4 separate regions of the Homo sapiens genome follow, and regions 1, 3 and 4 are each linked to region 2. A link is a loop called in an ENCODE intact Hi-C map of the cell type or tissue named here. Cell type or tissue: CD4-positive, alpha-beta T cell. All regions are shown on one strand. Each heading gives the region's core, and the rest is flanking DNA. Links, peaks and the distances in the headings are about the cores only.

What was found. A loop is a pair of places that touch in the nucleus more often than their neighbours do. Peaks named below come from ENCODE experiments on the same cell type or tissue, not always from the same donor. Only the 100,000 strongest peaks of a DNase experiment are listed, where the experiment ranks them.
Region 1: it touches region 2 in a loop (8-fold over the local background); 70 of 110 quality-filtered maps call a loop at or near these places.
Region 3: it touches region 2 in a loop (15-fold over the local background); 55 of 110 quality-filtered maps call a loop at or near these places.
Region 4: it touches region 2 in a loop (2.9-fold over the local background); 13 of 110 quality-filtered maps call a loop at or near these places.

Annotation. Positions count from the first base shown.
Region 1 is chr9:4,312,979-4,318,672 of GRCh38, forward strand. It overlaps a transcript of GLIS3 not described here. Among named protein-coding and RNA genes, the nearest start is that of GLIS3, 16 kb to the left of the region's middle. In CD4-positive, alpha-beta T cell, for the core only: a CTCF peak has its summit at 2,824 (motif pointing right); a DNase peak (open chromatin) is centred at 2,813.
Region 2 is chr9:4,372,768-4,378,461 of GRCh38, forward strand. It overlaps a transcript of GLIS3 not described here. Among named protein-coding and RNA genes, the nearest start is that of GLIS3, 76 kb to the left of the region's middle. In CD4-positive, alpha-beta T cell, for the core only: no CTCF peak of the experiment used is centred there; a DNase peak (open chromatin) is centred at 2,774.
Region 3 is chr9:2,855,110-2,860,803 of GRCh38, forward strand. No RefSeq gene overlaps it. Among named protein-coding and RNA genes, the nearest start is that of PUM3, 14 kb to the left of the region's middle. In CD4-positive, alpha-beta T cell, for the core only: CTCF peaks have their summits at 2,699 (motif pointing right), 2,898, 4,843 (motif pointing right) and 5,043; DNase peaks (open chromatin) are centred at 2,682 and 4,872.
Region 4 is chr9:3,238,525-3,244,218 of GRCh38, forward strand. All of the region lies in intron 15 of RFX3 (regulatory factor X3), which reads right to left. Among named protein-coding and RNA genes, the nearest start is that of LINC01231, 60 kb to the left of the region's middle. In CD4-positive, alpha-beta T cell, for the core only: a CTCF peak has its summit at 2,325 (motif pointing right); a DNase peak (open chromatin) is centred at 2,347.

The DNA.
Region 1 (5,694 bases), core at 238-5,237, 60 kb before region 2:
CCAGGATACACAATGACAGTAGCTCCTCTACTTTTTCCAGTCTTGTGGCTTCAGAGTCTGTCCTTTTAGCACTATGCTATGCTGTTTCTTTGGGGAAGACAAAAAAGCCTCAAACTGAATTCCACATACCTGTGTAACAGTACTCTTTTGTTGATTAGAGATAACATGGGAGGTGGAGGTTGGACATACAGAATGCCTGGCACATAGTAGGTGTAGCTGTCATCAAACTCCTCTAATGAGTGTCACCCTAAGCTTCCTCCGCACAGCTCCATTAACTCTGGCAAGTGTGTCTGCCTCCATAGCCCACAGGGATCTTAGTTTGAGCAGCTGTCTTCTTTCTCAGCCATTGCTGCTCCCTCTTCAGCCATTCTGCTCACTGTGCCACCTCCCCCTCTCCATCTCACCTTCCCTGCTTTCTGGATGTTTCTGGCATCAGCTTCCATTTTTCAGAACCCGTCTCCTCCCACCACCCAACTTGAGGTCCTCAGTTCTCTCAGCCAGACCATTTCTCTAACCTCCGCGTGGCTCCATTGGCCTCCAGTCTCTCCCCACACAAATTTGGCTGACAGGCAGTTGTCAGATTAATGGTCCTGGATGTGACTCCTTGATCTTGGACCTTGATTTTTCTCTCTGGCAGTATCCCCTGCCCAATACTCTGTTCTTGAGTCAAAATGGACTAGTTACTAGAGTCTCCAAACACACCTTGAGTTTTACCTCTGCTGAGATGCCCTTCCTGGACCAGTCTCCCACCTTAAGATCAAGTTCCAATGCCACCTCCTCCCGCAGCCTTCCCTGGGAGTCTCAAGTGCACGTGGACTTCCTCTCCCTTGCATTTTCCACTGGGTGTGTGTTGCAGGAGGTAGGTGATCAGCGTGCATGGTCTTTTACACCTCTATCTGATTTACAAGGTCTTACACAGGCTTGGGCCTCAATATTTGTTAAAAATATAAATGTGTAAATGGGAAAAACTGAAGTCCAGAAAGAGTCACTGACAAAATCAATAAATCAGGTAGTTGAGAGATGGCGTTACATAAAAATGTAGTTAGCCATATTGCCTGAGTTTAAGCCAACTCTAGCGTTTATTAGCTGGTGTGACCCGGGGCAAGTAACTTAACCTTTGTGTGCCTCAGTTTTCTCAGCAGCAATGTGGGAATAGTAATAGTACTTATCTCATAGGATGGTCATGAGGATTAAGTGAATTAATATTTATAAAATGTGTGAAATGATACTTAATACATTGTAAGCACTCAAATGTGAGCTGGTGTTGTTTTTTATTAATGGCAGGATCAGAATTAGAATCAAGAACCCTTGACTTCCAGTCCAGTGCTCTTTCTCCCAGGCTGCATGTCTTGGCACTGTGTAGCTACCTGCCACCCAATGCTCTCTGTTTCCTCAGTGTCCTTACTCTTTGTTCAACTTCCCCACTCCATGCAAAAAAAGATGCATGCACACAATATGTTTGCATGTGCATATACAATGAAGTCAATAGGTAAATACTGCTTTTTCCATTTAAGGCAGTCTAGAACTTTGATGATGCTATGTGGTCTTCAGGCAAAAAAGAAAGAAAGTAAGGGATCTTCTGTCACTCACAGTGCAGGGTAAACCTCTACTAAGAAAAGAGACAGCTACGGAATCTTTCATATCTTCTCTAGTTCCAAGATGCTTCCACTAGCAGTTTCTGAAAAGCCACCATGAGAGGTTCAGAACTCACATGAAAAAGAACACTGATTTTTCTGGAGCCAGGCAGAACTGGGTTTAGATTTCAGCTTTCTCATTCATTAGCTCTGGGATTTTGGGCAAGTTCCTTTAACCTCTGTCCCTGAGCCTTCATAGGGCTGTAGGGAGAATGGATGAACCAATCTGCAAAAGGCATTAAGCTCAGGGCCGGGCACCCAGCGAACCCTGCTGTTAGCTCTATTCCTTTGGGATGAATAGTGCTGGAACTCTCAGGGATTCAGAGCTGCTGAGGGTGAAAATGGGAAGCCCCGAAAGCCAGTTTGCCAAGACCATAGCTTGTGAAGCCATTCTATAGCTACTGAAGAAATATTTCCTCTCTTCCCTTGTGGTCCTTCCACTCTCTCCTGCTCTTCTGTGTACTGACTCAACCAGAGTGTCTTTTCTCGGAGATACAACTCCCACCAAAGAGAAGAGAAAGAGTCTAATTTTGGATCTCAGTTAATTTGGGAAGTGGCCTTTCTCACACTTAAAATCATGTGTCCCAGATGCATTTCCTAGTGGAAGAAACAAATCTCGTCATCTTGTCAGTCTCTAGTGCACTTTTCAAGCTGACCCAACATGATGTTGAGAGGACAAGTGATCATGCCTATCTCCTACACAAGAAGCCTGAGACTGAATGGTTTGCCGGGAGACTCTGGGGTCCTTATTGTTAGTATTTCAAGGCCTGCTCACTCAGTCCATGTTCTAAAACTCTATATGCAATGACAATTTTCTGTATGCTCTCCATTTAATAATAAGTTTAAAGTTTTATTTTTAAATAAAATGAACCTCTATTTTTTAAAGCCTTTAAATTGATTCAAACCCTTCTAAAACAGAGTTAATTCCTAAACTTCACCCTCTGCCGCCTACATGCCTTAGAAATAGAGTTTTCCATGGAAAACTCTTTTCATGGAAGACATACACTCAGAACACCTCACTTTGTGTGGCTACATTCTCATGAACTTTCCTGCAAAACACAGTGGGGACTGGAGACAACCTCCCTGGGTCTTTTGGGGCCAGCCTCTCTTGAGATACTGCTCTTAACCAAACCCAAGAGGGAGGTTCCTGGAAGGAGAAAGAGTGACTTGGGCCGTCAGTAGGTGGCGCCCGTTCCCCAGCATTAGCCCTGACCCTAGCTCAGCAGTACCAGGACATGTTCTTCCAGGTATGGGGTTCTAGAATGCAGGCCTCTTAGAGCAGATATCTCGTATTACCTCTTGGGATGCTGTTGCCCTGAAACACCAAGTTGTTCACAAAACTCTGCTACTCTAAATTTTAGAAAGGAAGCAGGATATTACATATTGTATTTTTAAAAGAAAACACATATTTATCTGGGATGATCACAATGGAAATTTTAAATACATGCATATCTATGTATGTATGTATATGCTATTCCCCTTTATGAAGCATACATCACACCAACACACCTCTCCTAATGCCACTGTCAGTCTATCCTCAACAAAAAAGATTTCTCCACCTTTTTCTGGTTTTGGAAGAGAGGTTAGGATTCCTACAAGCTAAATTGTAAAGAATAATCATTAAACTCATCTAGCTACCTTTGCAAATCCAGTGACTGCTCACATAACCCCTTCACAGATTCTCCCATAAGGTCCCACAACTTGTTTTGCATTTAAAATACATATTCATTTTTTGTGGGTCCTTAACTGGACTGACTTTATTGCAAGTCAACAGATATTTTAGCAGCTCCTACTCCTTGCTAGGGACAGAGTAGTACAGCAGGTCCTTAAATATCATCATTTCATTCAACATCATTTTGTGATAACATTGATGAGAAAAACAAAATCAGTTCCTGGCCAGATTCACTGTGTGGAGTGTACATGTTCTCTACATGTCTATGTGGGTTTTCTCTGGGTACTCCGGTTTCCACCCATACCCCAAAGTGTGCATGCTAGGTGAATCAGCATGTCTAAATGGTCCCAGTGTGAGTAAGCGTAGGCATGTGTGTGAGTGTGCCCTGAGATGGGACGGCAGCCTGCCCAGAGTTGGTTCCTGCCTTGCCCCCTGAGCTGCTGGGATAAGCTTCGACCATCTGCAACCCTGAACTGGAATAAGCTGGTACATAATTATCTTAGTTATTTTTATTAATCTTTTAAAAATGTATGCATAGCTCAAATTTATTTCCGTGTTTAATATGAGAAGTGTTGGTGATCTTTATTTAGAAGAAGTTTTTGTGACCAGAAAAACCATCATAGGAACTTAACTCTTGTTTATATCCATTAGCCGTTGGTAAAATTGGTTTTTTAATATGTTTTGCTTAAAGTCACAGTGTCTAAGAACCTATTGACAATGTTAAGTGAAGACTTGCTGTCCCTTCAAGGAGATTAATCTAGTTGAAAGATGAGGATGCTTGAGCAGGGCACTTAGAGTAAAGAAAAGATGGTCTTTGATATCCTATTGGCTAAGAAAAAGAAAGAATGTATTCAGTGCCTTTCGACTGCAAGGTTAAGCTCAAAATATATTCTTGCATACTTTAAGTACCGGTCTTTACATCAGAAATGAGGTGGAGATCAAGTTCTCTTGTACTTAGCCTGTGACCCAAGCTGCCATCATCAATCCTTAGCACAGCCTTTCCTTACCCATGCACTGGCTTCTCAGTGAAATCTTCCAGAGAGTTTTTTACAGTACTGATGCCTACCCTAAAGATTCCGATTTAATCACTGTGGGATGCAGCCTCCACACACATTTCCCGAGACATTCTTCTTGCAGCCACACTTGAGAACCACTGCTTTAAAGGCATTTGTAATTGGTATGTCTTTAGGAAGCAGATGTCTTTTTAAAAATATCAGTCTAAAGAAGACACAAAATCCCTATGAAATAACAATGGCAAAAAATGCTAAAGTGAGTATAAAACATTTTAGATTACGTATTGCTTACGATTATTCATCCTTTTATATGATACCTATTTTCATTAGTCATAGATTCTAAATGTATCTTTTTTAAAAATCAGCAGGTTGATCACAAAGGTGGTCTACAGAAAAAATTAAGAGAAAGAAAATGAGCAGGCATTATTCAAGTTCCTACTATGTGAAACATTCATGAAGCTCAGAATTTATTTACTGTTCATTTTGTCTGGGACCTAAAGAATTCAAACCATTGAGAGTGAATGAAGTAGCACATGTAAAAGAGTACTCTGTAAACTTTAAGCTGCCAAGCAGATGGAAGTTATTATCAATAACCTTCTTCAGCCTTACTCAAGCCAAGGGAATTGTTCCTTGTATGATTGATGATAAATAATATTAAAAAAGCACATCTACATGGTAAAATCTCTGTGAAGATAGACTTAGAAAGAACATGTGTATAATGTCAGAAAAGCAACTAGAAAAATTATAGAAACTGAGGAATGTCAAAGTAAGTTATTTCAGCAGCTGGGAAAGGAGGAAGCATGCTTTAAAATGCATGCTTTGAACAAATGTATTGGTATTCTTGGGAGCCAGGGTCTTGCTGCGGGAGAAGTGGTGGGTGGAAGGCAGTTACAATGATGGAAAGTGGGGAGGTAAGGAAGAGTTATCTGGTGTTTGATGGGAATTCGAGGGGCCAGGATGAACCCACAAATTTAAAGAAATGTATATCTCCCAGTTCTGTTCACTGAAAGCACCTAGAATCAATGACATCTCAGTAGTCGTGAGCACACCTAGGGCCCAGAGTTTCGTTTCTGAATACATCCCTCACTAAAAGGAAGCACGGAGAAATGGCTGATTCCAGGACTAGGGCAGGGAAAGTACAAAGCGAGCCGTAAGCATCTTGTGACAGAACGTAAACCCTCAAAAATATAAGGGGCAGTGTCAAAATAACATAGGAGCCAGCTTGAAAGAGCTCCCTCTGGCCAATTATGGGCAATTTTAGCTTCAAAATAACAACAATAAGTTATAAAACATTGGCAGCAAAAAGAGTCCAGATGTTCACACAGAGATAAAAAAATATATAAATAAGTAAATAATGGGGAAGAGAAACCTCTTT
Region 2 (5,694 bases), core at 409-5,408:
ATGATAGCTCATCTAACTTTTGAAGGAATCTTGTGCTATTATCCTTATTTCACCTACGTTCTCACCTCCTGCCACTTTGGCAGGTATTACCCTAAGCAATGATAGGGACTCCACCATTCTTCCCCAGCCTCTAATGGGCAGTGACTTCTCAGGAACAAGGAGAACGGCTGATATTTCTATCTACCTCAGGGCCTTGTGCAGTGATTGGTACTAGTAGGTACTGCACAGAAGTTTGCAGAAAGCAAAAATGTACCATAAAGAAAAACACAAGTTGGAATATTAAATGGCCTATCTCAGAACTAGGGATAACCCCCAGAAAAGTGGCTTCCCTGTTTCCTAAGTTCCAAGCACAGAAAAATACGGGCTTTTGTGATTTCCCCATCTCAAAATGATGCTTACTTATATAAAACTGAACTTTCCTGATAGTACCTGGTGTACCTAGAATGCCATTCTCAGACATCACTGATCACGCATGCATTAAGGCAGAGTATGAGCAGTTAACAGCTTCCAGGTCCCCTTCACCTAAATCAGTAGTTTCCCATCCTGGCTGTATTTCAGAATCACCTGGGGGAAATTGGGAAATCTCAAGATTCACTGAAGAACTACTAATTCAGAATCTGGGAGTAGTAGGGGATGCGGATGGGAGGTTAAATCCTTTCCACATGGTTCTGATAGAGTTGATCCACATCCAGCATTGGGGAACAAACTGCTCTGGGGGGAAAAACTGTTGAAGCTGCACGTATTTCTGGGACCACTCAATTTACACCAATAATCAATTTGAAATATTTAAATACGATGCAAACTCCCTGGCCAAGTTATCCTTTTGGGAGCTAAAAAAATACTTCCTAACACTTAGAAATTAATGAGTTTTTGTTATCTAGGGGAAAACATAATTTTCTTTTCTTTTTTTTTTTTTTTGAGACGGAGTCTTGCTCTTGTCGCCCAGGCTGTAGTGCAATGGCACGATCTCGGCTCATGCAACCTCCACCTCCTGGGTTCAAGCAATTCTCCTGCCTCAGTCTCCCGAGTAGCTGGGATTACAGATGCGCACAACCACGCCCAGTTAATTTTTGTATTTTTAGTAGAGACGGGGTTTTACCATGTTGGCTAGGCTGGTCTCAAATTCCTGACCTCGTGATCTGCCTGCCTCGGCCTCCCACAGTGCTGGGATTACAGGTGTGAGCCACCGCGCCTGGCCGAAAATGTAATTTTCAAACTGTGACTATTGAACAATTTACTTCATACATGGGCACCTTTTTAACAGTTACATTTCACATCTTGCAACGAATGGAATAGGTAATGGTGATGCTTTTGGCGGATACACGAAATCTGTCCACCTGTATTCCTCTATTTAATTTTGCTACTGAAGGGCAGAGAAGGACCTGCTTGTTGAAACTGCTTCAGTGATACTGCCTTCTAATTGGATGCCAGCACCATCAGGTATTTCTCCTCCAAGAGAAGTTACAAAATGAATTAGAACAACTCCCCTTCTCTGAAGCAATGGCTGTTATGGGCTAAATCCTCTATATCTTACTCCCTGCTTTATCTATCCCTGCAAAGGAAAAAGATGGAAAGGGCTGCTGTGGATACTTTTGACTGTTCTCCGGGCTCCTTGCTATCTTGAAACTTCCACCTTATAGCATATTTCAAAAGAACCAATATTGGGTCTAATATGGATAGGATTTCCAACTAATTATTGGCCAGTCTCTAAAAGAGCCCCTCACACAGGCTCAGCCTGAAGCCCTTAAGATGCCCTTAAGCCTGTCCAGGCAAAGCTCACACATGGCGGCTGTCTCTCTCACATCCCTTTCTTGGGGAACTATTCCCCCTTCCTCCTCTGTGTGGTTCCGACAAGGCTGTCAATCAGGGCATCTTGTCTTCTCCACCAGGAGGAAGAGAATGAGACCTAAGTTGGCAGCAAAGCCCTCTCATCTTCTAGATGAATGATCACATACATAAAGCAGGCTTATAATAAAAAATGTATACAAGACTCAAACGTCCAAGAAAGTCAATTAGCTACACTCGGAGAGAACCACCGTCACTTATTTATTGCACGCATCTGCCATCAACACACATGCACATATGTGCACACAATTGAATATACTATTTTGCCATCCATTTTTTTCCACCTGACAACTCATCTCGAGCATTTTTCTATGTGGTGAAATATTATTCTGCAGCTTGCTATTTACAATTTGCAACAGTTTGCCGCTAGATGATTATTTCAACCCCCCTACTGTTGGACATTTGTGTTGTTTCTAACTTTTCACTATTATTATAAAATGATGCTTTGATTGCTCTCTGCTTGATCTTAAATGCAAATCCTATCTTATCCTGACAGAACCCACTGTTCTTAGTCATTTCCCACTTTGCAAAAATGAATTTGGAATTCTTTCAGGAGTGCTGACCTCCTATAATCAGCCTCGTTCAAAAGAGGTTTGAAGGGAAGGGGAGTTACAATCAAGTCTAATGAACTCCCAACATCAGAATGACAAATATCTCCTTCAGTAGAAGTAAAGGAGATCACAAAGTTCTCGTGGAACAAACAGAACTTTGGCTTTTTTCAGGTTGAGAGTGTGGGTACAGAGAGAAAAGGGATATATCAAATTATAGTATATACAAGTTTCCTTTATACCTTTAATGAAGGATGAAAACAATTTGCGACTGTTTTATAATATAAATGTAAGGTTTCTTCTGTGTTTGTGCTACATTGAAGATTAATCTTTCTGAAGATGTTTTCAGCTGACTGATGCTCTCTCTAGGTTGTGCAATGGTACCATCTTGTGGCTAACAAAAGATAATCCACAGACACATGGCTTTATAATGTGTAAGGATGTAAAAAGTAACAACTAAGTAGAACTACACGTCCCTCCTTATGGAATGTTTGCTTCTACAGTCATAAAACATGCTCATCATTGTCTAGTGGCTTTTTAAAATATGTGCACATAAAACAAATGTTAAGAGTATTTCCTGTTGCCAACCAATAACAGTCAGTGCGAGTGGGAAAGTTTTAGAACCTTCTAAAACACTAGTACTTGACAGAAAACATGGTTGTGTGAGTCTTTAGCTCTCCTGTCGTGATAGTAAGTCATTCCTAAGAAACTTTGGAATAGTACAAAGATCACAAGAGCAGGCATTAGAATAACCAGTTTCTAGTGCCAGCTACACGTTTCATTGGCTCACTTAACTTCTCAGTCTTTGTTCATCTGTAAAAGAAAGTGAGTCCCTGAGCTGTGAGCTTCACAGGAATGCTGAGGTCACATATGAGACATATGCTGAATTCTGCTGAAACACCAGACAAAATATAAAGCCTTATGATCGTTCAGAACAGTTGGGTTAGCAATCTGGATTGAAAAAAAGTTGGGGTGGGGTTTGGTGTGCGCTCCTTCAAAGTTCTCAGGCATGACTCTGGTGGAGAGATTGTCCCTGAAGCAGAGACAAATGGTTCCTTTCAGGGGAAGATGTTAGGAAGGAAACAGGTTGGTGGGGAAAACTTACGAAAGAAAAACTAATTCATCTTTTCAGGTGTCAAGAATTTAAAGCATTAGGAGTATCCAAGGAGAGATTTCAGAGGCTGAAGATTGTTTTTCCTGGGGAGAGCCTTTGAAAAAACAATGGAAGACATTATTCAGTTTAAAAAGTAGAATCTATATGCTCTCTTTCTAAACACAAGAGCAACAGAAGAAACCACAAAGGAAAGACTGACATATTTCTATTTATGTTTAAACTTTATAAGCCAAGTGTCCAAACACAAAGCTAAAAGACAAGCAAACCTGACTTTTGTAAGTCATTAGCAAGTCACGAAAATAGAAGTCATGTAGGTAGTTGGTTCCGTCCTAATATGCCAGTGGGTACTAATGTAAATATACATCTTATAAAAGAAGAAATATAACTTTTTCACCCTGACAAAAAAGAAAGCTCAACCTATTGTAATCAAATAAATATAACAAAAACTATTAGATACTATTTTTAACCTATCAAATATGAGAAAAAAGTTTTAATGAGAATACTCAATGCTGAAAAGGCTACACTGAGATACTCCTGTGTTCTGGTGGGAGAGTATACAGGCACAGTCTTTGCAGAAGGTGACTTTGCAATATGCATCAGGATGCTTGCAAATGCGCGTGTTCTTTGAGCCACTGATTCCACTGCTGGAGGCTGATTAGTGCAATGGCAAAGGATGCAGGCTCTGAGCCAGACCACCTGAGATTGCCTCCCAGCCCCACCACTTACTAGCCCAATAACTTGGCAGAAAATTCCCTGACCCCTTTGTGCCTCAAAGTCCTGATCTGTAACACAGGGTTTGTGACGGTTAATATTAGGTGTCAAATTGATTGAAGGATGCCTAGATAGCTGGTAAAGCATTGTTTCTGGGTGTGTCTGTGAGGGTGTTGCCAGAGGAGACTGACATTTGAGTCAGAGGACTGGTAGAGGAAGACCCATCCTCGATGTGGGTGGCCACCATCCAACTGGCTGCCAGCGCATCTGGAACAAAGCAGGAGGAAGAAGGTGGGATAAGCTGGCTTGCTGAGTCTCCTGGCTTTCATCTTTCTCCCATGCTGGATGCTTCCTTCCATTCCTCCCACCCTAGGACATCAGACTCCAGGTTCTTTGGCTTTTGGAATCTTGGAGTTACACCAGTTGTTTGCTGGGGGCTCTCAGGCCTTTGGCCACAGCCTTCCCTGCTTTGGACTGAGCCACTACTGGCTTCTTTCTTCCTCAGCTTACAGACGGCCTATCGTGGGATTTCACCTTGTGATCCTGTGAGCCAGTTCCCTTTCATATATACATATATCCTGCTAGTTCTGTCCCTCCGGAGAACCCTAATACAGGGTAATAATGCTATCTTATTTCGCAAAGTAGTGTGAAGATTCTATTATGAAATGTAGGCCATCTAGAATATGGCTGGTTTTACATTATTACAAGACACTAATAATATTATTGTTATATAGTATAAGATGCTATTAATATTATTTTTTCATTATTAGACAAAGCTAGCAATAATCTGAAAGTTGCACTTGTTTAGGCAATATTTACTGAGTATTACTTTTAGTTGGGCAATGGAGGAAAAAACAGTCGTGATCTCTAACCTAAGAAGTTTTTAACGTAGTTGTAAAAAACATGCTCTTAGAAGTTCATTTAATAATATTTATAATAGCAACCAATATTAAATATTCAAAAATACATGTCTATAAGATTGTAAAGCATACCATGGATTACTCTGCAGCCAGTAAAACTTATGTGTATGAGGCTTAACTCCTTCATCTGGTAAATGGGTATACCACAGAACCATTAAAAGATTAGAATGATCGTGAACATGAGAAGACTTTGGAGATAGTAAAGTAATATACAAATGCTAATTATTACCACTTATGAGGGTGTGTAGAAGCTCAATTATGAAAGTAATTTTAATGAGCATTTACTATGTGCCAGATACTATATATATATATAATTAATCCTCAGTCTGGGTTGCCAGGTTTAGAAAATAAAATTACATAATGCCAGTTACATTTCAGTTTCAGATAAACAATGAACACTTTTTTAGTATAAGTATATCCCAGGTGCAATTATTCAATGTTTATCAGAAATATTTCAGATACACTGAAAACATATTCACTGTTTCTCCAAAATATTTAAAACATGTTTTTGTTTGTTTATATTTTTTTCTTTCACCCTCTCAGTCCAGCTTTTCCT
Region 3 (5,694 bases), core at 405-5,404, 1.5 Mb before region 2:
CTTAGCCAAATCTTTTCAATTTAGGAAAAAAAAAAAAAAGGCTGATTCTTGCAGCAAATTCATACCTGCAACAGAAGGAATAACTAAGACATACCCTATACTTAAAAAACCCCCGCTTTTTTGCAATTATGTACTGAGAAGCACCACACCTGGGAGGGCAATGAGTGATATTTTGCCAGGTTTATGGCTGGAATCATCCTCCCCATGACTATTCTCAGACTTTGTCCATCAGTGTAGGTGCCTAGACATTCTCAGCAACCTAAGAAGATTTAATTTTCCCCACTCTTCTTCTGAATTATTTTCTACTCTCTAGAAATTGACATGCGAACAAGAATGGGTACATATGACCAAGGAGAATGGAGATCTTTTAAAGGTATATATTTGAAAATAATGAGAAAGGATGAAGAGAAAGCAAAGCACAAAGGTCAAGAAGATGAAACAGAAGAGGAGGATGAGAAGAGTAGAAAAGGGAAGTGGAGGAAAAGGTGAAGAGTAGAAAGGCAGAGGAAGAAGAGAGGGAAGAGAGGCTAGGCCAGGTGCTGTGGCTCATGCCTGTAATCCCGGCAGTTCAGGAGGCTGAGGTTGGAGAATCACTTGAGGCCAGGAGTTCAAGACCAGCCTGGGCAACATAGCGAGACCCCACCCATCTCTACGAAAAATTTTTAAAAGATTATCCAGGCGTGGTGGTGCATGCCAGTAGTCACAGATTCTTGGGAAGCTGAGGCAGGAGGATCACTTGAGCCCAGTTTGAGGCTACATTAAGCTATAATTGTGCCACTCCATTCCAGCCTGGGCAACAGTGCAAGACCCTGTCTCAAAGAATGAAAGGAAAGGAGGGGAGGAGAGGGGAAGGGAGGGGAGGTGAGAGGAGAAGGAAGGAAGGGAGGCAGGGAGGGAGCGAAGGAGGGAGGGAGAGAGTCTTAGCAAATACTATATATGCTTGAATATACAGAGCTCCTCTCTTCCATTAGTTGAAGAAGCCCCAATAGTATATTTCGGCCAATTTGGTTAACTAAATTTTTATAGACGTAAGTGTACTAGGCATATGTCTCCTTATAATATTAATTTATGTAGTGACACAGACACATTTAAAATCACTTTAAAAATAATATACAAATCTATAAATATTGCTTGTTCTTACTTTGACATTTCATTTAGTAAACTTTGTACATTCATTTTTGACAGAAGTATCTTTGTTATCAATAGAGCCACTTTTTGAGTCATCCTATGCTATTTTCAGGAAGGACATTCAACATTAAGGTTTATAACTCAGGAATGATGCTTTGATGCTATAAGCAGCAGAGAAACCTGCCATAGCTCAGAACATACCTGAGAATCATCCAGTGACCCTCACAGGCCAGGAGAGTCCAGGTGGGACAGATCTCACAACAGGCACAGTAAAACAGAGTCCATCTAACAGGTAGATTGGGATCTCATCATGGCAGGAAATATGAGTCTTTTATTTAACAAGCATTTGATTGCTCCATGACTGGCATTTTTTTTTAGACACTAGGGAAACTTTAATAAGAAGCAAAGATGACAATCTCTATACTCATGGAGATTATGTTCTAACAAGAGGAAGAAAACAACAAAAATTAATAAGTAAAGCACATAAAAATTTAGATAGTGATAAATACTATGGAGAAAAATAAAGAACGGGCCACACAGTCTCTGGGCCCTTGAAAGAAGCAAGAGAATGCAGAATGCGCCATGTTAGTAACTGGAGGAACAGTGTTTTAGGCAGAGGGAACAGCAAGTGCAGATGTCCTGAGGCAGAGCCATGCTTTGTTTGAAGAACAGCAAGAAGGTCAGTATTGTTGGTGAGGGTAAGTGGAGAAGGAGATGGGTTTAGGGGGTTATCTGTGAGCCTGATTACAGTGTCTTGGATATTGCGAAGACTTCTGTTTTTTCTCTGAAGGAAAGGGATTGTGAGCAGAGGGGTGGGTACGATCTAACTTGTGGTTTTACAGTATCATTCTGGCTGCCATGTGGGGAATGAACTTAGCGGGGAAAATGTGGAAGAAGGTAGACCAGTTAAGAGACTCTTTCAATAATCTGAGAAAAAGTGCTGGTAGCTTGGACCAAGAAGTGGGCAGTGGAAGTTGTAAAAAGCAGTAAAGAAGGTGGGGAAAACTAGCAGAGCCCACATGCAGAGCCAGAATCAGAATCATAACTGTTGAGTCAAGGGCAACTTGACCAACATATGAAAGAAAACCCAGGGTCAGTGTGTCAGAAACCCCGGGAATCCACTAACATCAACATCACCTGAAGCCTGCAGATATCACGCCCCACTCACAACCCTACAGCCCTGATATCTCTTTGTACACCTTGTATTTGAAATGATCCAGGCATTATAAAAAATGAAAATGCTATTTTGAGGGAAGAGGGACCTTTACCATTATTGAAGCCTTGAGAATTGGAATTCAAATTGCCAATCACTGTCTTCTGCTAAACATTTCTAAAAAGGAGACAAAAATGTGATTCCACAGAACACTGAGCATTATCATTCATTGAATCTGTGAGATTTGTGAATTGACAAAACTAAACACACGCAGTGGACGGAAATGGGGAAGAGCTATGCGCTGATACTTTTAAATGCCACTGTGTTTCGCTATGAATGTTTCTAATTACAAGACAAACAGAAGTGTGCACCGGAGGAGGAGCATCAGCCACCAGATGGCACTATTTCCCTGAAATACCCAATGGTACCCAAAATCACCAGGATGGCATACTCTCCAGGATTCTGCAATACTCTCCAGGCTAGAAAGGAGAGTCTTTCATTATTATTAACATCTCTTCTAAAGTCAGGGTCTAGAACCACAGAGGCAAAGGTTCTGTCTGTTCTGAGGCAATTCGGTTCCCCTGGCACAGGATGGCCTGAAGGATTCTGTTTTTCCCAACAAAGCTCTCAAAAGAGTTTAATGCAGGAGCTCTTAATCCCTATGGCAGTCTGGTGAGACTTCTGAACTCCTTCTCAGCATTGTGATTTTAAATGCAAAAAATAGGATGCGTAGGATTGCAACGGAAGCCAGTTATATTGAAAAGCTGCTACTGGAATATTTAAGCAAATGCAAGACATAGTAATATATGTGCTTTTTTATGAATGCAGTAAATAATAAAAGCCAGAGGCAGGCCTCCTATCCATTGTAATCTTGAAATAGCAATAAGCAAAAACAATATCTCAAAATATCTGCAACAACTATAATATGATGTTGTGGCTTAACAATCATATTTTATAAACTATAATTTTACTTAAAAGTTAGTAAAAAAAAATAAAGGTGTATTTTCTTTTCCCTTCTCTCTCTCTCTTTCCCTTCCTCCTTTCTTATGTTCCTTTAAAAAATATTTTCACTGGCCAGGCATGGTGACTCACGCCTATAGTCCTAGCACTTTGGGAGGCCGAGGTGGGCAGATCACCTGAGGTCAGGAGTTCGAAACCAGCCTGGCCAACATGGCGAAACCCTGTCCCTACTAAAAATACAAAAAATTGGCCAGGCGCAGTGGTGGGCGTCTGTAATCTCAGCTACTTGGGAGGCTGAGGCAGGAGAAGCACTTGCACCTGGGAGGTGGAGGTTGCAGTGAGCCAAGATCGCGCCATTGCACTCCAACCTGGGCAACAGAGAGAAAGTCTGTCTCAAAAAAAAGAAAAAAACAAGACAAACAAACAAAAACAAACAAAAAATTATATATATAATGATTATATTATTATAATAATATATTTAGAATATATATATTTATATATATATAAATATATATATATTTAGAAACTGTTTCTGTCCATGAACCTCTTGATTTCTGTCCATGAATCTCTTGAATATTGGAAGACCCCAAGTTAATAACCTTTGGTTCAGTGCCTTTTTAATGACTGTATCATACATTTTTGCCAACTGAAGAAAGTAAAGCCTCCCTCAAGCTGGCCACACTCAAAGAAGAAATGAGTTAAAGAGATTTTTTTTTTAAGTTACATTTTTTTTAAAGAAAAGATCAGGTGCAGTGGCCCACACCTGTAATTCCAGTGCTTTGGGAGGCTAAGGTGGGAGGATCACTTGAGGCCAGGAGTTTGAGAGCAGCCTGGCCAATATAGCCAGACCTTGTTTCTACAAAATATTAAAAACTTAACCTGGTGTGGTGGCTCATGCCTGTAGTTCCAGCTACTTGAGGTGCTGAGGCACAAGGGTTGCTTAAGTCCATGAGATCGAGGTTACAGTAAGCCATGATCACACCACTGCACTCCATCCAGCCTGGGCAACAGAGTGAGACCCTGTATCTAAAACAAAATAAAAAACAACTTCCACCCCCCAAAACCATCTGCATTTTATACTGTCTCTCTACAAAATGTTTGTTGTGGGTCATGAGCAAATTTCTATTGCTATCAAATAGAATACACATATTTATATATATATGTAGCTAAATATTTATATATATATATAGCTAAATACTCTAGAGACTGGGATAAACTATAAATATAAATATAAATATATGAGGAAGAGAAGAATACGTGTTAACTAACTTTCAATAGTACAAATGAAAGTAATTTTGTTATTAATAATTTAATTTATTTGTAAATTGTCTCACTTTCTCATCATGAACAACATGGGTAAGAATATTAATCATTTTACCTTTGTGTCTCATGGCCCAGGCAAATCAAAGTTGTAGTTTACTGAGATAATATGCAAATGAGATCATGGAACTGCTGCTAGTGGGACTTTTTTAATCTCATGGGTAACAAGAGACTGCAAGCAAGAACTTCACATCCTTTACATTTTCTAAGATGGGAAGAAAATAAACTCTACAAACTGCATATTGGGGAACTCAGTCTTCGTTCCCAAGAATGTACGAACCTGGAAAGAGACGCTGATCCCAGTAGGTGGCGCCAGCAAGCAGTCACCAAGGACAAGTCCCAGCACAGTCACTCCACTCTTTTTCTGGAGCTTACTAGACTGGAGTGGCGTATTAAGAGGATGTGTGAGTCCCCTGAAAGGTGTCTGAGGATCTTGCTAATGGTATACTTTCTCACAAGTGAAGAGATGTATGCTAAGCACAAATTAGGTGAATTCAGAACATTTAAAAATAAATAATCAGCCATTCTCGTATCTTATTAGTTTGTAAGATCTGCCATCTTCTCCTTTTTTCTGTGGGAAACCAGTCTTCTAGACTCACACTGGCATATGAACTTGTTTTCATCAAATGAGTTAATAGGAATGGGAGAGTTGATTTAGGAAATTTTGGGCTACATTGAGGGAAGAAGTTGAATGTCTTGAATCAAAGAGATGATGCATTTACTCTCTTTTGGGTGAGGCAAACCAACCTGGAAAGTTGTACTCTGTTTGGAAAATCACATTTTAAAATTAGATACAGACAAATTGGAACACCTCAAGCAGAGAGTTAAGGATGCTGACGATTCAGGATATGTATAGGAAATAGTACAAAGGATTTGAGATGTTTCAACGTGAGAAGGAGCGTGGGTCATGACAGGGAGGGGGATAAAGCGTGTTGCTCACAGGTTGGGGCTGACACATAGAAGACTGTACAATTTAGACAGTAAGTGCAGTCACTAGTCTAAGACCACAAACGAAGGGGAAATAATTAGGTTCAACAGCAGAAGAGCATTCAGTCACAAATGTTCTAAGAGGAAGATATGTTAGCATCTCTAGTAGTGAGTTCTAATTCATCAGAAGTATGCAAGCATAGGCA
Region 4 (5,694 bases), core at 322-5,321, 1.1 Mb before region 2:
TGTTCTTCAAAGAAGTCAATGAAGAAATAGGCCCTTTAAAGCCCTTTTTAGAGAATCAGGAAGATTGTTCACACGCAGATTTGGAACTTCCTGACTCAATGCTTCTCTTTTCAGCATTCCATACTTAACTTGAACTTTGCAACATTCTGAATTTTACAAATAATATATAGCTCTGCAATTTCCTGTGATTTCAATTCTATTAACGTTACTTAATAAAAGTGATCAGTCCGAGGCAGGCGGATCACGTGAGGTCGGGAGTTTGACACCAGCCTGACCGACATGGAGAAACCCCGTCTCTACTAAAAATACAAATACAAAATTAGCTGGGCGTGGTTGCGCATGCCTATAATCCCAGCTACTCGGGAGGCTGAGGCAGGAGAATCGCTTGAACCCGGGAGGCAGAGGCTGTGTCATAGTGAGCCGAGATCACCATTGCACTCCAGCCTGGGCAACAAGAGCAAAATTCCATCTCAAAGAAAAAAAAAAAAAACAGAGATAATAAAACTGATTCAAAAAAGGTAGGTAATGGCAGCTATTCTGGATGTTTTTGATGGTGAAAAGAAACATCTTGAAATTTCAATATAAGGAGTCCAGAGCATTATTATTTTCCTTAAATGTCTCCCAAACAAGAACCAAATAAATCAAAGCATTCTGCATTTAGCACTGATACATGGTTTTGCAAGCGAGGAAAAGGTTGCTGACTTTAATTTCTAGTTTTATAATATTTGCAAGGATTAACAACATTCCATTTGGTAAAACCTTGTGTTCCTTGGTTACTTTTCTTTGTATGTGTATGTGTACTTTTCTATGTATCTTTAAATAGTTTTTATTGAAACCTGCTAAGAAGGCCAAGATCTCTGGCAGTTTGCTCCACACGTGGGCAAATCCTGCCCGCAGTGGCTGTTGGTCTTGCTGTTGTGGGCTAGACAGCTATCCTGGCAATGTGTGCTACTGGCCAATCTGTAAACAGGGCAGCATGATTCTAACTGTTCCGGCTTTTCTGCCTGCCTTGGGGACATAGCAACAGGTGTACCTAATTGTGTTTAAATGTCTAAGACACACTTACAAGTGAGTGTGCAGGCGGTGAAGTGTTCAGATTACAATATTGGCCTTAGTTGCCTTTGAAGAGAAAAGTAGCCTCAAAAACAGGAGCATTTAACACCACCATTAAGGCCAAAGCAAGAGGGGCCTTTGGCCCAAGACCCACACTATGGAGAACTCTGCTTTGTGTTTTCCATTGCCAGTCCCTTTCCTACAGTGTAAGGAGTCCACAGAGCCAGCTGGATGTGACTTCTTGGAGCCTGTGCTTCCCTCCCTCCTCCCATACCACCTCTTCTTATCTGAGACCCTAGAATTCCCTGCCCCGTGGCTCTGAGTTCCCTTCCAGGCCCTGGCAGTTCTCTTCTCCAACTCTACCATTCAGAGGCATGAAGAGACAGCCAAAAAGGGGCAGCTGTTTGCAAAAGGTAGACAAAACTTGAAGACTGGGCTGAGGTGTCCACAAATCTGAGCACAAAGCTGTTCATAATATAAGATGGGGAGTGATGAAGCAGTCTAGGGCCAGAGGCTGGCGACACGGGCTGGCTATGTCTATGTCAATATTTTCTGGTATGGAACTCAGGGGAGACAGAATTTCAAATCCAAACTCAGCCTTCCAAGTTGTTATCAAGACATATTTGTCAAGGTAGGTGGATAGAACAGATTTTATTTATAGTCTGATTCATAACTTTTAAAATATTTAGACACATGGTATCCTGGGCCCTGTAAATTGCAGGGTTGGGCCAGGCAGCATATCCTTTATGCAAGTAAAACTATTGGGGAAATAGAACGAACCTTGCTCCTAATTTAACACTGGCTCCCCTTGAAAACACCTATATTATTTAATAGGAAAGCATAGCATTAATTTATTCTATCAGAGGACTATATCTTAATTTTGATTATACCACTTCTCTTTTCTGGAAATCATTAACTGGAGAGACAATCAGAGTGGCAGTGTAGAAACATGTTCCCTTTGTACTAAGAAAACCTTCACAACAAGCATCAATCAGGTTTGAAGTGCTTGTATTATCATCACATAAGGCCCATATTCTTGCAGAGAATCTCTAATTTTTATGACATTTTATGGTAGTATATTTTATACAAGGATGGTATAAAGAAAGAAAACAATTCCTGTGAGTTTAGGAATTTGCCTATCCCAAACAAGAGTTATTTATTTATCAGGGGGGCCAGCAACCACTATCTTCACCTGTGGTTGAGAGCAAAACCACCATAAAGACAGTGTCAAAGCCAAGAGCCACTTGGGCTAGGCACAGGATGACAGAGTGTGGCAAAGTGGCCAGTAGGTGGCACCGTCATGCTTACTCTATGCCAGGGAATCTTTTTCTCTGGTTGGGTCTGCCCAAATAGCTGCAGTGCTACCTGACAAACTCTTTACTAAACAAATAACTTAGCGGTGGACTTTGCTGAAGAGGACTGTGTGCTGAGATTTCTTTCCTGATGTCTACAGTGACCATTTTAGTCCTTGAAATATTTTAAAAAGTCTTCAACTTCTATTTTGGTTTATTTCCCCACTTCTAAGCTCTTTAGGGAAATTGCTGTCGTAAGCACCCACAAAAGTCCAACTTCATAGTATTTCTCTGAAATAGTATTGACAGGCACTTTCTAAGGAGAAGGTACACTTTTTGGTCTAGGAGTTTTTTGTTTTTTTTTTTTTTGCCCAGAGTAAAGAAATCTAATGTATCAATCATGAAATCCAAGAAGACGTCCTATCAATTGGTAGTCTGTCCTTTGTACTTCCTTCCTTGAGTATTTTTAGGGTACCTATTGCATGATTATGTTTAGATCACAGTTATAAGCAAATTTTCTCCATTCCCTGAAGAGGATGAGAGGAGAGGTTATAGCCCAGAGCCAGCAGGGAAGAAAGCCACGCATAGGAAGCTAATGAGCAGGGATCCCAGAGAGAAAGAACCGCAGCCCTGGGCTGCTGAGTCAACAGATTCCTTTCTCAAATCCAAGAAGAGAAATGAACAGAATGACAAACCAGGAACAAGGAAGAAAAAATGGGACACGGAGCCAATTCTCTGGAACTTTGGGGTCACTTCTATAATTTATTTTCAAGTTGTCAGAAATTGTGCTAATGTAGATGAGCAGATTTACAACTAAAACCAAACTACGACTTCTTTAAAAAAATGTTTGATTTAGGTCTGGTCTCAGGATGGGTGTACAGGAGCTGTAGGGTGTAATTTGTTCTTTTCCGGCAGATTTAGTTTTCCAAATGCAATTTGCTTAGACTAATATTCCATTTAGTTTTCATATTCTAAATATCTACTAACAAAAAGTGCAAGGGGAAAAGATGGCAAGCGTATTAAGAGGCATCCTGTAAGGCAGAGGAAAAAAAACTCTGAAACAAAGTAATAAAAACTTTTAAGCTAGGCACCTGGCTTGTGATTGTCAGAGAGAAAATGTGTGTCTATGTGTTTGTGTGTTTGGGGGAGTTGCACATAATCCCTATTTTGAAACTATAATAATTTATATGGTGAAAAACTGAAAGATAGATTAAGCCCATCCCATTTGACTATTTGAAGTGAGGCAGTCCTACTTTCTAAAGTTAGTTCTACCACTTGCTAGTTTTGATTTGGGGCAACTTTCAATTTCTCTTTTCCTCACTGGTGAAATAGGGATACTGAGACATCTTTTGCAAGGTTTCAATCAGTATCAAATAAGAATGTAAGACATCTAGAATAGGGATTGGCACAAGGCCTGCCCTCAATTGGAAAAATACTAATATAGTAAATAATAAGCTTCACTCTAAATAACAATCAACAGTATAATTTTTGACAAGTATTCCTTACATTTTCTAAGCCACTACTCTTCCATGATTGTTTTTTTTTTTCCTGCAAACTATCTCGACTTGTGATAATATTCTTTGCTTTTAAAATACTGTTGTAACAAGTCTATTGTTCAACAGGCACATTTAAAGTGTATTCCCTAGTCACACTAGCACAATGCTTGCTAAAATTTGTTTTTCTTTGGTTTGATTTTACTTTAAGCACCAATATTTGTTTACTATGAATGTAATTCTACTTCCACCAAATGGAATTCTTTCACTGAGCTTTTATCCCAAAAGCTTACATGTTCAATTATTATTGCTCTTCTTCAGTTTCTAGGTTTTGAAGATTTTTTTCCTTCCAAAAAAATTAACTGAGTATATCAATTTTGATGAATCCAAGACATTTTTCTTTTGATGTTAAATTGTTACAGGTTAAATTTTTCTCTATTACTGAAATATTATCTTTTCTATATTGATATTCGCAATTGAACACTTAAAGACTCTACTGGTTTCTCTTTATTTGAAAATGGCTAAAGAGGTGGCTTAGACATAATATTAAGTATAATTAAATTATGATTAAAAGAATTGATATATTTAATAGATTATTAAAAGGTTTGTAACAAAATCATTTTATGAAGCAATCAAAATTTCAAAGATTCAGTGAATATATTAATGGACTATGTATGTTTTAAAGAGATAAAGCAGAAAGATTCTAAACAGCCATAACATTTGAATAAAAGGACATTTTTCTGCTCAATTTGTCTGGTCAGAGTTGTATGGAAAGCTTTATGATTTTTAAAATTGTTTATTTAACAGGTATGTAAACAGATGCAACTCATTTATTTTATTTTATTCTTACTCTTAAAATTTCACCACTGCCAGAAAGCTTGTGGACAAATTTATAATATTTAAATGAAAATTTAAAAATTATATAAATTTTAGCAATAAATAAATTGTTTCCTTTTTATCATTTAGGCAAAAAAAAAAAACTCTAGAATTGCATATGCTTTAAATAATTTACTAGGCAGTATTAATGTAGTAGCATACTGACATTTACAGGAAAACTTCTTGGGACTGTGAAGCTGTTTCCAGCTTAGGGGAGTCCATTGTATAGCAGTCTTTATTTCAAAACACCAACAACATTTATAACATTGAAATGACAGCATTAAAGTCAATTTAAAAGTAATAGTTTGTATGCTTGTATATATCTTGTTTATATGTAAAACGGGTTGTTCTTTCCTGCCTGCCTGCTCAAATAATGTAAGTAATGTTAATTTTAAAACTCAGTAAAACTGAGTTCACATTATTGAAAAGATACATTCATTGTTCTTAAGTCACCTTAAAAGGAAAGTCTTTTTGCTTGCTTATGAAACTATTTAACTGACACCTTTTCCAAAGCAAGCACCTGTAAAGGCAAAACAAATACCCAGCAAAGTTTGTGACTATTTTGCAGGTTTGCCCTTGAAATTGTTCCTACTCCAATCCTACTCCAATCTGTAGCAGGTCATAAGCATGGCAGATTAACAGCAAGGACTTTGGTGCCAGACTGCGTGGTTTCAGAACCTGATTTCACAATTTAGTGGTTGTGTGACCTTGGGCAAGTTACTTTTTGGTTCTGTGTCTCATTTCTTCTTCTTTTTTTCTATTTTTATTATTTTTTTTTTTTGAGATGGAGTCCCGCTTTGTCGCCCAGGCTGGAGTGCAGTGGCGTGACCTTGTCTCACTGCAACCTCCACCTCCTGGGTTCAAGCAATTCTCCTGGTCTCAGCCTCCCGAGTAGCTGGGACTACAGGCACATGCCACCACGCCCGCCTAATTTTTTTTGTATTTTTAGTAGAGACAGGGTTTCACCATATTGGTTAGGC